2 separate regions of the Homo sapiens genome follow, and region 2 is linked to region 1. Evidence: chromatin loops called from intact Hi-C (ENCODE). Cell type or tissue: CD14-positive monocyte. All regions are shown on one strand. Each heading gives the region's core, and the rest is flanking DNA. Links, peaks and the distances in the headings are about the cores only.

Evidence for each region. Peaks named below come from ENCODE experiments on the same cell type or tissue, not always from the same donor. Only the 100,000 strongest peaks of a DNase experiment are listed, where the experiment ranks them.
Region 2: it touches region 1 in a loop (2.3-fold over the local background); 1 of 110 quality-filtered maps calls a loop at or near these places.

What each region holds. Positions count from the first base shown.
Region 1 is chr3:138,134,576-138,141,117 of GRCh38, forward strand. No RefSeq gene overlaps it. Among named protein-coding and RNA genes, the nearest start is that of A4GNT, 5.5 kb to the left of the region's middle. In CD14-positive monocyte, for the core only: no CTCF peak of the experiment used is centred there; DNase peaks (open chromatin) are centred at 1,786, 2,646 and 3,516; H3K4me3 peaks cover 3,435 bases; H3K27ac peaks cover 4,000 bases.
Region 2 is chr3:138,215,846-138,222,387 of GRCh38, forward strand. It overlaps ARMC8 (armadillo repeat containing 8), which reads left to right. Exons shown (of 22, transcript NM_001363941.2): 3 at 6,081-6,152. Among named protein-coding and RNA genes, the nearest start is that of ARMC8, 32 kb to the left of the region's middle. RefSeq lists a silencer at 3,585-3,654. In CD14-positive monocyte, for the core only: no CTCF peak of the experiment used is centred there; DNase peaks (open chromatin) are centred at 3,616 and 5,126; H3K27ac peaks cover 3,713 bases.

The sequences.
Region 1 (6,542 bases), core at 1,068-5,067:
ACTTCTGTCTGTTCAGGCAGGTGTCACAGCAGCAGCTCTTAACCTGGACTTTACAGATCCCTAGAAGCTCCAAGGATGGGCTTCAGGAGACCCTGAACCCTGGCACCATATTTTACATCAGTACCTTAACCCAGGATGTCACTTGTCCATACCTTTTCCTACATATCACCTTCCCTAAGAAATGTCCCTGCTCCCTGACCCTCCTTGACACTAACTCTGCTCAAAATTCTTCTGGATTTCTTCACTACACAATCTCAGGCCTTCTCCAACTAGCCAAGCAACCCCTAGGAACCCCAATGTAGATATCTGAGTAGAGATGTACAAAGAACTACTTGTCTTTGAGCAATGGATGTGTCTGAATACAGCGATGGCAGTCACATATGCATTCAGGTGTTGTCTACTTTCCTAGGAATTTCTGAGTCGTGTGAAGAGTTCTTGCTTCCTCCATTATAATGTAAGCCAGACTTGGTCAATCCAACAGACTATGGAGCCTGGGCAATTGTTGCTGACTGATGAGAACTTAGGAAATGTGAATTGATGTGGCCCCAAATAAATTAACAGGATAAGACAAAACCTCTGAATTCAGCGTTTTTCTATTATACTTGGATGTTTGGAACTAGTGTTAAAAAAAAAAAAAAAAAGGGCAGACCAGGGAGAAAAACCATAGAACTGGAGGAGAAGAGGAGACATTTCCCCAACTCTTCAGCCCTATGGATGACCTCTGATAACCTCAATTGAAAATAGTTCAGTGTTTGGCACTAAACTTCCTCCTTCTACAGGACCCACTGTATTAAGAAGGGGAAGTTAAAATAATTTTTTTAACAATAAATGTTTGTCGAATTGAATTTCACATGAAAAGCACAATGCTTAATTCTATAGCTTCTTTGAACTCAGATTTATTGCAAGAAGGAAATTTTCAACCCAGCAATATTTGTCCTCTTTACTTTGGAGCCTTTGGAACCACAGTTCCTGTTTTAACATATTTGTTAAGCAAGCGGGGCTGATAAACTTGTTAAAGCATTCAGTTATTAACAGGGAAAAACCAATACACAAAGTGATATCTTATCAACAATGCCAATTCCCTTCACCACTGTTCTGAAGTTGGAACAAAGACTGGAATGCTGGGTTTACATGAATGGAGAGGAGATGGCTGGACAGAGGCATTTCACTGCAGACTAAGAACAATCCATAGCATAACACTAGGAAACCCATAGAGGAATAATAAAATAATTGACATGCATTAAGGACTGACATTATCAACATTAAATCCTGAAAAAAGTAATTGTTAAAAAGTATTTTTCACTAAAAATCAATGAGTTAGCACCGGAGTAAAATCTCTTTGTCCCTTAGCAATATTTTAAACTGTTCTGCATTTCCAGGGAAATGAATCTAGCCTTGTGTATCTGGTGATAATGCTCTTTGTTCTCCACTCAGCCACAGCAGTCAAACATGCCCCTGTTTGCAACACTTTACATAGCTATCAATAATTGATTTCCGGGTTTGTTCTGGAAATTATTGTGTTCACACATGTAGTTTCCCCTCTTTGTTAAATTTACTTGCAGATAAAAGAGTAGGTGGGGGATAAGGTCAGGGAGATAAGGGGAAAAAAGTTAATAAATGTTCCCTATAAACCAGTTGTGCCCCAGACACCACTTTCAAAGACTGAAGAACAGGGTCTGCAAGAAGCCTATAGAAAAGAGTGGCACCTTTCTGAGAGCGAGGGGCTATTTGAAGCGACCTTGCTAAGTTCTGTAAGCCGGAGTTTAGTTCCTTTTTCCTGTAAGGAACAGAAATCAGCTTAGGGTCATCTATGCTAAGTGTCCACATGGCACAGGACTTTATAAAGCCTGAGTGTCTGAGAATGAGCACTTTCCAATATGGCTGAAAGAAACTGTTATGGATTGAATGTTTGTGCCCCTCTATATGTTGAAGCCCTAACCCACAATGTGATGGTGTTTGGAGGCAGGGCCTTTGGAGGTAAGTAGGTTTAGAATAGGTCCCTGAGAAGAAGGGGAAGATAGATCTCTCTCTCTCTCTCTCTCTTCATATACACCATGGAAAGGCTACGTGAGCAACATAGAGAGAAAGTGGCTACAATAAATGTCTGTTGTTTAAGCCACCCAAACTGTGGTATTTTGTTATAGCAGCCCATGCTAAGACAGAAACCCCAGGGTAGGTTTCTTCTGTCCAATCCCCTTACACATGTTTTTATGAGAATCTGTTTTTGAGCCATGAGTGAAATTAGAGCTGTTCTTAAGATATACAGAACTGGGACCAGGCTTCAGTGGGGAAGGAGTAACTTCATCTGCAACAGAAACCTGTAGCAAGTGGAACTGTCCTCCTAACCTGAGGCCTCTCTGCCTTTCCTTCCTTTTGTCCTTCCACACACCCCTACTCTGTCCTCTTGCTATGTCTTTTCTCTTTAAATGGAGATCCCTGGTCTTCCTTATCTCAGTGACTGACAATCACCATGCACTCAGTTGCCCAAGCCAGAAACCAGAGGCTAATTCTTAACTCTTCTTTCTTCTTACCCCTCACATCTAAGCTATAAAGTTCAGGTCCTCTGAGAAGCAGACACTATGATGAAATTAACTGTGCAAGGTTTTATTGGGGAAATGCATATTTCAGAAAAAGAGGAAGAAAGCCTTGTATGGCTGGGACAGTTGTGAAGCCACAATGAAGATCGGAGAAAAGTTGAGGGAAGCATTCTAGGCTGGCTTGTCTAAGGCTGTCCTTGTCTAAAGAAGGTTCAGCATAATCACTGGGGAGTTCTCAAGCCAAAGTCAGTCATATAGGCTGGGCGCGGTGGCTCACACCTGTAATCCCAGCACTTTGGGAGGCCGAGACAGGTGGATCACCTGAGATCAGAAGTTCAAGACCAGCCTGGCTAACATGGTGAAACCCCGTCTCTACTAAAAATACAAAAATTAGCCAGGAGTGGTGGTGGGCACTTGTAATCCCAGCTACTCGGGAGGCTGAGGCAGGAGAATGGCTTGAACCCAGGAGGTGGAGGTTGCAGTGGGCCGAGACCACGCCATTGCACTCCAGCCTGGGAGGCAGAGTGAGACTTCGTCTAAAAAAAAAAAAAACAGTCAGTCATAGAGTCGTTCTGCGTCACCCAAAAGTGGGTCTACCTTAATACTCTTGCCACATCCAGTCACTGGATGCCTGTGGAAGGAGTGGCCTCAGCATAAAATCAGTGATGTATTTTATAGTGCAGCAGCAGCAGCCAGGACCCCTGGTCTGTTGTGCTCTTTCTAGCTGGAGGTCTGTGAGGCACATTCTCACAACTGCCACAGTGCACCCCTTGAGCTTCACAGATTTACTTCTGCACATAGGTTCCAGAAGCCTTTCTTCCTGGGAGGAACTAACAAGAAGGAGGTTACTGATGTGAACTACAGCCCCTGTCACTCTAGTTGATCTCGAGCAGCAACTCATCTTGTCCCTTCTCAATATTCATTCTAAATTCCCTTCATCCTCAGAAGGTTCCTCATCAGAGGTTGGTGGCTCAGCTGGTTGTGCAACTCACCTCCCTGAGGTGCTAAATGCTTGATTGTCGTAACTTTCTCAGTTCAGGGTTGCTGCACATGTCTGTTCACAGTTACAGTGGGGCAAGGGAGTACCAAGAGGCCCAAAGTGGATCTCATAGGTACCATATCTATTCCTCCCTGCTGCTATTGTGTGAGAGCAGCCTTACCTCCTCTTGCCAATCAGGGTTAATTACTTCTACCAGTGTAACTATTTTTTACTTGCTGGTGCCAAAGCACAAGGAGTCCAAGATGCCCTGCAGTAGTTTGTAATACAGGGGGACTCTTGCAGTATCACCTGGCAAGAATCTTCTCTATTTGGGACAAGAACCTCCAACACTGAAGAGCTCAGAGTTTCAGGAATAAAAAACACAAAATCTCCTAGTAGATCATTAGGAGTGAGGATTAGTGGGGCCACTCCTATTTACACCTCCTTAATGCCTGTATCCTTCCTACTGGGAACAAGGCACCCAATACACAACTCTGGATAGACATAAATATGTTGTGTCCTGAAGGATGGCATCCCACTCTTTCAGAGTATTTCCTCCAAGCAAGCACTTCAGTTGCACTTTTAGAAGGCCATTCCAGAAAGTTGCCTCTGGGTGGTGTGATATGTGATACAACCAGTGGATCCCCTGGTCATGGGCCCACTCCTCACTGTAAAATGGTGGTCAAATTCTATGTTATATGAGATTCCATGCCTGTGTACCAGGCATTTCATAACCCTCAGATAGTGCTGTAGCTGAGGTGTTACAGGAAGGAAAGGAAAATTCATATCAGGAATTTTCATTCCTGTGGGGATGAACCATTGGCTCTTTCAAGGTGTGATGGTTAATTTTATGTGCCAACTTGACTAGGCTAAAGGATGCCCAGATAGCTGGTAAAACATTATTTCCAGGTGTGTCTGTGAGGGTGATTCCAGAAGAAATTAGCATTTGAATCAGTAGACTAAGAAGATCCACCCTCACCAATGTGGGTGGGCATCATCCAATCTGTTAAGAGCCTAAACAGAACAAAAAGGCTAAGGAAGGGTGACTTCCCTTTCTCTCTCTCTCTTTCTCTCTCTGTTTGTGAACTGGGACATCCATCTTCTCCTGCTCTCAGACATTGGAGCTCCTGGTTTTGGGCCTTCAGACTCTAGGACTTACTCCAGGCTCTCCCCTAACCATTCCCCAGTGCCGCCCCAACAGCCCCATAAACACACAGTTCTCAGGCCTTCAGACTTGGACTGAATTACACCACAAGCTTTCCTGGTCTTCAGCATGCAGATGGCAGATCATGGCACTTTTTGGTCTCCATAACTGGGTAAGCCAATTCCCATAATAAACCTCCTCTTATATATCTACATCTATCCCATTGGTTCTGTTTCTCTGGAGAATCTTGATTAATACACAATAGAAGGGGTGTGATGTGGTCAACCAATCTGGCACCAAGTAGCCACTTGGTCCCTTCAGTAAATAATGCCATATCAGAGACTTAATGTTGATCTCTGTTGCTGACAAGTTGGGCATTCAGAGACAGCAGTAGTTAGTTTGGTCCTGGTAAGTGGGAGTCTGTGCTGTTAGGCCAATACATGGCCTCTGTCTTTGCCATGATAGCCCTTCCATTTATGTTCCCATCATGCAAATTTTGGGGTAGTGACCAGTTGCTAGATTGTCAGCAGTACCCCAGTGTTCCTGTGAGACGTCTCACTGTTGTTCTATTGGCATTTCTCTGATAATTCATGAGTTGAAGTATCACTTCACAAAAAGTTAGCTTTTTGGTTTCCTCTTGTGTAAATTGCCTTTTCATGTAATTTGCTCATCTTTCTGTTGGATTCTCTTCCTTTTTATTGTAAATCTACAACTTCCCTATAAAATATAGATATTAGTCTAGTGTTGGTTTTAAATATTGCAACTATTTTCTCCCAACATGTCGCCTGGTTTGTCTTTCTATTTAACAGATATTCTTATTTTGATGTAATAAATACAGGAGTTATTTTGTTGAATAACTTGTGTCTTGGAGATCTTTTTGAAAAAGACCTTCCTCACTCCTAAATTACAAAAATATTCTCCTACATTTTTTCTTTTTCCTGTATAATTTTTTTTTTTAAATGGAGTCTTACTCCATCACCAAGGCTGGAGTGCAGTGGCACAATCTCAGCTCACTGCAATGTCTACCTCCTGGGTTCAAGCAATTCTCCTGTCTCAGCCTCCCAAGTAGCTGGGATTACAGGCACACATCACCATACCCAGCTAATTTTTGTTTTATTAATAGAGACAGGGTTTCACTATGTTGGCCAAGCTGGTCTCAAACTCCTGATTTCAAGTGATCTTCCTGGCTCAGCCTCCCAAAGTGCTGGAATTACAGGCATGAGCCACTGCACCCGGCCATTCTGTATAATTTTATAGATTAAATTAAGTTTATTCATTCATCTGGAGTCCACGTTTGTACATGATAAGATACGGAGATTGGCTTTTCCTTTTCTCCCTATAGAGAAACTGTTTCCACAACATTATCTACAAAACATTTCATGTTTTCTCTGTTGGGTTGTGATGCCAGTGCTATCACACAGCAAGTCTCCATATGCATGTCATATATATGTACGTATTTGAATCTGTCTCTGAGTTTTTTCTTCTGTTCCACTGGTCTAATTGTTCTGTACCTGTACTTCTTTGCCTGTACTTTTAAAATTCCACTGGCTTTGTCTGGTAGTCTTAATCCATGGTAGGTATTGAAGGACTGCATCCTTTTCTGATTTCCCCACATGTCCTTGGAGCAGCTGCCTCAGCATAACAAAATGGCTGCAAAAGGCAGAAGCAATAGTGAGACGCTTGTCCTTAGAATAAATTGATAGAAATGAATGAAGATTAAGGAACAGGTTAAAAAAAAAACTGTGACTGGATAGAACATTTTCTTGGAAGAAATGAAGAAAAAAGAAGTAGGAGAGGAAGAGGAGAAGGACTAAAAGAAAAAGAAACAGGTATCAGCAATAACAGCTTTTGAGAGGAAAGAATTTGAAGAATTTGAAACTGT
Region 2 (6,542 bases), core at 1,269-5,268, 81 kb after region 1:
ATTTATTTATTTATTTATTTATTGTTTTTTTTTGAGACAGAGTCTTGCTCTGTCATCCAGGCTGGAGTGCAGTGATGCAATCTCGGCTCACTGCAACCTCCGCCTCCCAGGTTCAAGCAATTCTCCTGCCTCAGCCTCCCGAGTAGCTGGGATTACAGCTACTGTAATTACAGCTACTGCATGCCACCATGCCCAGCTAATTTTTTTTTTTTTTTTTTTTTTAAGTAGAGATGGGGTTTCATTATGTTGGCCAGGCTGGTCTTGAACTCCTGACCTTGTGATCCGCCCGCCTCGGACTTCCAAAGTGCTGCTTTTCATGGTTTTATACAAATCAGAACTGTATCTGAAACTACATATATTCCAAAAATCCACATCACAGAGTAATTTGTTTATAAGAATGAACTAAATTAAAGTCAATTCTGTTTTTTCAGTTTATACATGTAGTTGATATTCAGTAAATGCCCAAGTTGATTTGAGCTGAATTTTGCTGTAAGTTTTCCAACTGCCTCTTGAATCAAAGCCTTATGTTAAAAATAACTTTAGTTTGAATAGTAGATCATCATTAGCTAATTCTTAAAATTGGCAATTCAATAATGACAGTGGAATTCATTGTCATATAACTTTAGTTGGAATATGAATATACCTCATTCCTTAACCATGCATGATAACAGAAAGGTTATCATACTTGGATGTCTGGATATTACATTCTCCAAAAAATGATAATTACAATTACAGGGACAGAGCATTGTGTATGTTTGTGATTCTCACAGTCCAAATAATGTAAGTTGTTTACCATGTTGCCCTTATTCTAGTTACCCACAGATATGTGTTTTTTTCTTATTTTACAAATGAATGTTTTATAAACAGTGAGTTTTCATAAGTAGATCAAACTTTATACTCAGATTGTAGTTTTCAGTATCCAGTGTAGTTTTTGGCTACTTCATACTAATTAGACCAGAAATACACATAGAGTATTCCAAATATGAAGCAGAAAAGAGCTGCTTCAGGTACGTGAAATACTGGTTCAAAATAAATAGATATATAGTCATGCTCTACACAATGATGTTTCAGTTAAAGACAGTTAAAGTCAGTGACCCTGTAAGAATATAATACTGTATTTTTGTATTTAAATATGTTTAGCTACACATTACCTACCATTGTGTTACAGTTGCCTACATTATTCAGTACAGTAACATGCTGTACATGTTTGCAGCCTACAAGCAATAAACTATACCATATAGTCTAAGTGTGTAGTAGGCTATACCATCTAGTTGGTGTAAGTACACTCTATGATGTTCACACAAGGACAAAGTTGTCTAATGATGCATTTCTCAGAACATATCCCCGTCGTCAAATAATGTGTCCTCGTCGTTAAGCGAAGCATGACTGTAATTGATTTTTTAGCTTGGGTCTCCAGTCTTCAATACTTTTAAAGATAATTTTGTTTTTAGGTGATATTAGGCTTTCAGTTAAAATGTATGCTATTTTTGACCATTTAGAAATAAATATATTCATACTTGATTGACTGAAATGGTTTCTCCAGCAGGTCTAGATCCTTTTTTTTTTTTTTTCTTTTTTCTGTTATTTTAATAGCAACATATAGTGCTTTTTCTCTTGGTTTTCATCACGCTTATAATGCTCTAATTTAGACATATGCTGTGGTAGGCACTGTACATTTTAATATGCAAGCCCTTTTTCTCTGCCACACTAAAAATCTCTTTCAGAGCAAAGAAAGTAAAGTAGAAAGTTTAACCTCTGTGTAAATGTGGGAGCTTATCAAGTCCATTTATTAGCATGCAAATTTAAGATTTTAGCCAGATTTTGGCTGAAAATCTTTCTCAACAAATGCATGTTTGTAACATCTTAATATTGACTTCTTTTCTCCCACTCCCCAAAAGTGGGATATCCCCAAGGCTTACTTATTCTTATCTCACCTCAAAGATAATTCAGTGTGTACAAAGTCAAAAATCAATCCTTGTCTTCTCTCTAAGCTTTCTGTTGTTTCCTGCACCCATGTGCCCAGACATGAAGTAGTCACTCGACATGTCACATATCACATTTTTGTACCTATTAAATCATCTTGTTAACTGCTTCCTCAAAATGACCTTTGTATTAATGATTCCTTTGGCTGCTCCACTAATCAGTTTTGTATAACCAGATACCTAGATGGATTGATTAAGTCCTTCAACAAATATTTATTGAGTGCCTGCCTAGTACCAAGCATTGTGCTAGTATGGGGGTATATAAGGGTGAATAATGTAGTCAGTGCTCTGAAGGGTCCAAAAGTCTAATGAAATAGTCAAATAACTAAAGAGACCATCCATGATAGTTTACCTAATGAATGCTATGTTAAAGATAAGCATAGGGGTCTGGAGATCACAAGGGGGGGCATCAGCCACTTAGTTGTCCCTCTTAACTAATATTATAAGCATTCCATTTCACATTCAGCTTATTTTCCTTAGTCACTGCTTCCTTCATGCCCCTTCTGTGATCAAAAATATGATTGCTCCTTAATCCATCTCCCTTTAGTTTGTCTCATCTCCCTATCACTTTTCTAACTTTATGTTCCATGCCACCCTAAAGCGAACTTGTTTTTCAGTTCAGGCTCCTTGTATTGCCCCAGGAACATGCCATTTTCATTTCCAATATGGTCTTGTATGAACGATTTCTCCTTTTGTCCTCCCATCTGCTTATCCAAGTCCTGACTATTGTCTAAGGTTTATCTTAGTTCTTAACCATTGCCTCAAAACCTTTTAAGCTTATTGAGCATCTACTTTTCTTTACCTTATAAACATTCAGTTTTTAATTTAGTACTGACTTACATTGATAGTGTTATTTTTGCCACTCCACGGATATTGTGAACTCCTCAGACCAGGCATCCCATTGTGTGATACTTTCGTATACTTCATAGAGGCTAGCACAATGCTGAGCTCAAAAACTAGTTGTTGAATTTCAGTAAAAGTAAGTAGAGCATTTTTCCCAACATTAAAAGTTAGTGGGCATGAGATGACATTCTTTTGGTCTACTGGGAAAAGGGTATCTGACTAAAAGTTAGAAACACTTTTATTTTGCATAAAAATGTAACATTAAAACACAGAAGGAAAAAGAAAATGAATTCACTGAATTCATTTGTCTTTTCCATTGGTTCGTTGTCAATGTCTGATGTCCTGGCCATAATGGAAAAAACAGTTGGCATAAAAGACATGGGTTGAGACTGGCTCTGTCATTTAATATTGGGTTCTGAAAAAAGGCCAATCCTGAGTTGTAGCTTTCTCTCTGTAAAATGGAGTTAATATTACTCTAGATTATGATGAAGATGAAATTAAGTAGTGGATATGGAATGCTTTGTAAATTTGAAAGTAATGTAGAAATCTTGGATAGTGTTGTTGTGTTCCCATCTTGGATGATAGCTGTGAGTTTGCATTTTACAAAAATAATGGATATCTAGAATCACTATAAATAATGATCTACTGACAGTAACTGCTTTGATATTTCCAGGTCAGATTGGCTTTCTTGCCTCTCAGGAGGAGATAGACTTTTACTCTAACAAAGTGATGACCTGGGGGTTTCAGGGCATGCTTCCTGAGGAAGTGACATTCAGACCTGAAGGATGAGTAAAGCTAGTCAGGGGAAAGTATGAGGGAGGGGATAAGGAGATGACGGAGAAAGAATAACTACACTCTGGGAACTGAAAGAAGCTTCATCTAGATGGCTGAATGTTGTCATCTGAAATTGATTGCTTAATCCTGTTAATCCTTTTGATTTTAATTCTTCATGGAAGTGATCTATTAACATTCCTTTATAGCAACAATTGAATAGAATTTATTAACATCTTTTTTTCCTTATCTAGCACAGGTATATTTACTTACTAAAGCCAAAGCGAGAATCTTTTTCTTTAGACATTGTTCCATTGTATTGTGTTCTCTTTAGTTGGCATTTCCTCTGTTGCCATCAGTTACCTCCTTCATGTCCTTTTTGTAAACTATTAAGAGAATTAGAAAATTGGTGTTGGACAGGTTTTTGTTTGCTCTTGTCTGTAAAAACATGGCATGGTTTGAGATGTTTGGAATGGGTTCATTTGGTAATGTTAGGGACCGCTCATTTCTGCTTAAGAAGAATGGAGAGGAAAAACTGGGGAAATATTAGGGTTGGGAGTTCTGGAATAGAAAGCATTCAGAATGGCACTTAGCCTACACAGACTCTAAGTAGGTAGGGGCTGGATAAATGAATGTTCTACATTAGTATAGGCAGAACACATTAAGAGAAAGGAAGACAATGAAAGTGAACAACAAGCTGGTAGGTTAAGGTCCATATGCTGATGATTAGGAACTAAAGCCTCTAAAGAAAACAGGCATCCATGAGGATGCGGGAGCTTAGAAATCTCTTACTAACTTTAACTTTGCTAATTGATCCTTTGATATCATATAGTTTTATATTCATGTATCAGAACTTGCTAACAACCTCAGTAAACTTCATTCAGTTCAGTCCCATAAACAACAACAAAAAAATTGCTACTTATTTCTTGTAAACCATATAGAAGATCTGAGGGATACTTTACAGAGGGATAGGTCAGGCCTGGAAAAAAAGCCCTACCCTCAGGCACTGAGCTAATGGAAGAAAGACCAGGCATTCTCAGTATTTGGCTTGACTTGTAAAAATGCCATTCAGAAACTTGTAGGGAAAATCTGCTTTTAGCACATCACTAGTTGTTGCAGTATTTTTCTGCAATAATCAAAAAAGGCAATTGAAGACAAGGGTTAATCGTTACCAGGTTCTTTAATGCCAGTAAATATGATTGGTGTTAGAAATGTATGCTGACTATAACATTTATTTGTTGATTTTTTTTTCTTTTTTTTTTTTTTGAGATGGAGTCTCGTTCTGTCACCCTGACTGGGGTGCAGTGGCGCGATCTCTGCTCACTGCAACCTCCACCTCCCCAGCTGAAGTGATCCTCCTACCTTAGCCCCCCAGGTAGCTGGGACCACAAGTGCGTGCCACCACACCTGGCTAATTTTTGTATTATTTGTAGAGATGGAGTTTCGCCATGTTGTTCAGTCTGATCTTGAACTCCTGAGTTCAAGCAATCTGCCTGCCTAGGCCTCCCAAAGAGCTGGGATTACAGGTGTGAGTCACCGTGCCCGGCCAGGGAAGTTTTTTTAAACATTTTATTAGTAGTACTGGGTTTATTTTGAGCTATTTATTTTTTCTCTACATTTCCTTTTGAACCAACCACAAATTTGTGAGCCAAGTGATCAGTGGTAGAGGTTCTCTTATTGTGGAATAGAGTTTTGCTCCTGGTGAAGTATAGAGCTCTGTATAGCTAGAATAAAAAATACTGTGAATATCTGAGAAATGTAAAAGATTCTTTGTTATTTTTTAAATCGCCTTAAGAGATAACTGGCTGCTTAAGCAAAAATAGTAACAATGTATTATGTTGTTTCTAAGCAATTTAAAAATATTGTATAACAGCAGCCCAAAAAATGAATGGGAAAGTGGAAATACATATGCAAGGCTCTTAAAATACATGTGCAATGGGCTAATATCACTTGAAGACTGACTGTGATAAATTAAAAGATGCATTGGAAAATAACAAAGGAGTACAGTTAGTAAGACAATAAAGCAGATAAAATGGAATTGTAAGAAATAATATATAAAGAAGTAAAAAAAAAAGTGAACAAAGTGTGATCATTGAAACAAGGAGTTAATGTTCTGTGGGCTGTTTTTTCTGTTGTTGTTGTTGTTCGTTTAACTCACTCCCTACTCTTAGAGCTGAGCGTGAGGGTGGCCTGTATTCCTTTGTATCCAAAGTATTGGTAGGTACCCTTTCTAGAAGAACTCAATTCTGTACTGGAAGTCTTTCGCCAGTACTCAGGATATCTCTCACTTTCTACAATACGCCGTTTTACAGCCCCCACATTCACTCTGCACCTATCTCTATCCCTTCATTAGTACTTTAGGTGAAAAAAGGTTAGTGCTTTTACTTTGTCAAATCTAAGATATTGCATAATGAAGTAGAATGATCTTTGATTTTTCTTCAGTGCTGTCTCAACATACTTTATTTTTTCTTCCCCTTAATTCAGAGACATGAAAAATGCTGTAATTGGAAACAACAAGCAGAAAGCCAATCTCATTGTTTTAGGAGCTGTTCCAAGGTATGTTTGCTGTCTCACCCCTTTCTTGCCATTCATACTAGTTTCTAATGTATTTCTTACTCTCAATTATAGAACCCATTTTTCCTGTATTGTCTGTCTAATTCTTAAAATAAATCCTATTTTTAAAAATAAATGTAAGTATTTAAACTATCTTTAAGGAAAAAAATTATAAAGTAACAGAGAATGTAGTAAGAAGTGAATGTGTTAATACATTTTGGAAACTCAGGAAGACCTTTGACCTGATGACAAAAGGGTTCGTAAAGTACATATGCAATGTACAACAGCCTGATACTTTCTTCTCCATTTCCTTAGAGCCTTGGCAGTTTTTTGTGTGAGTGGGTAATTTATTAGGAGCCTTAAGACCTTTTTGAATTTAAAGGAAAAAAACCC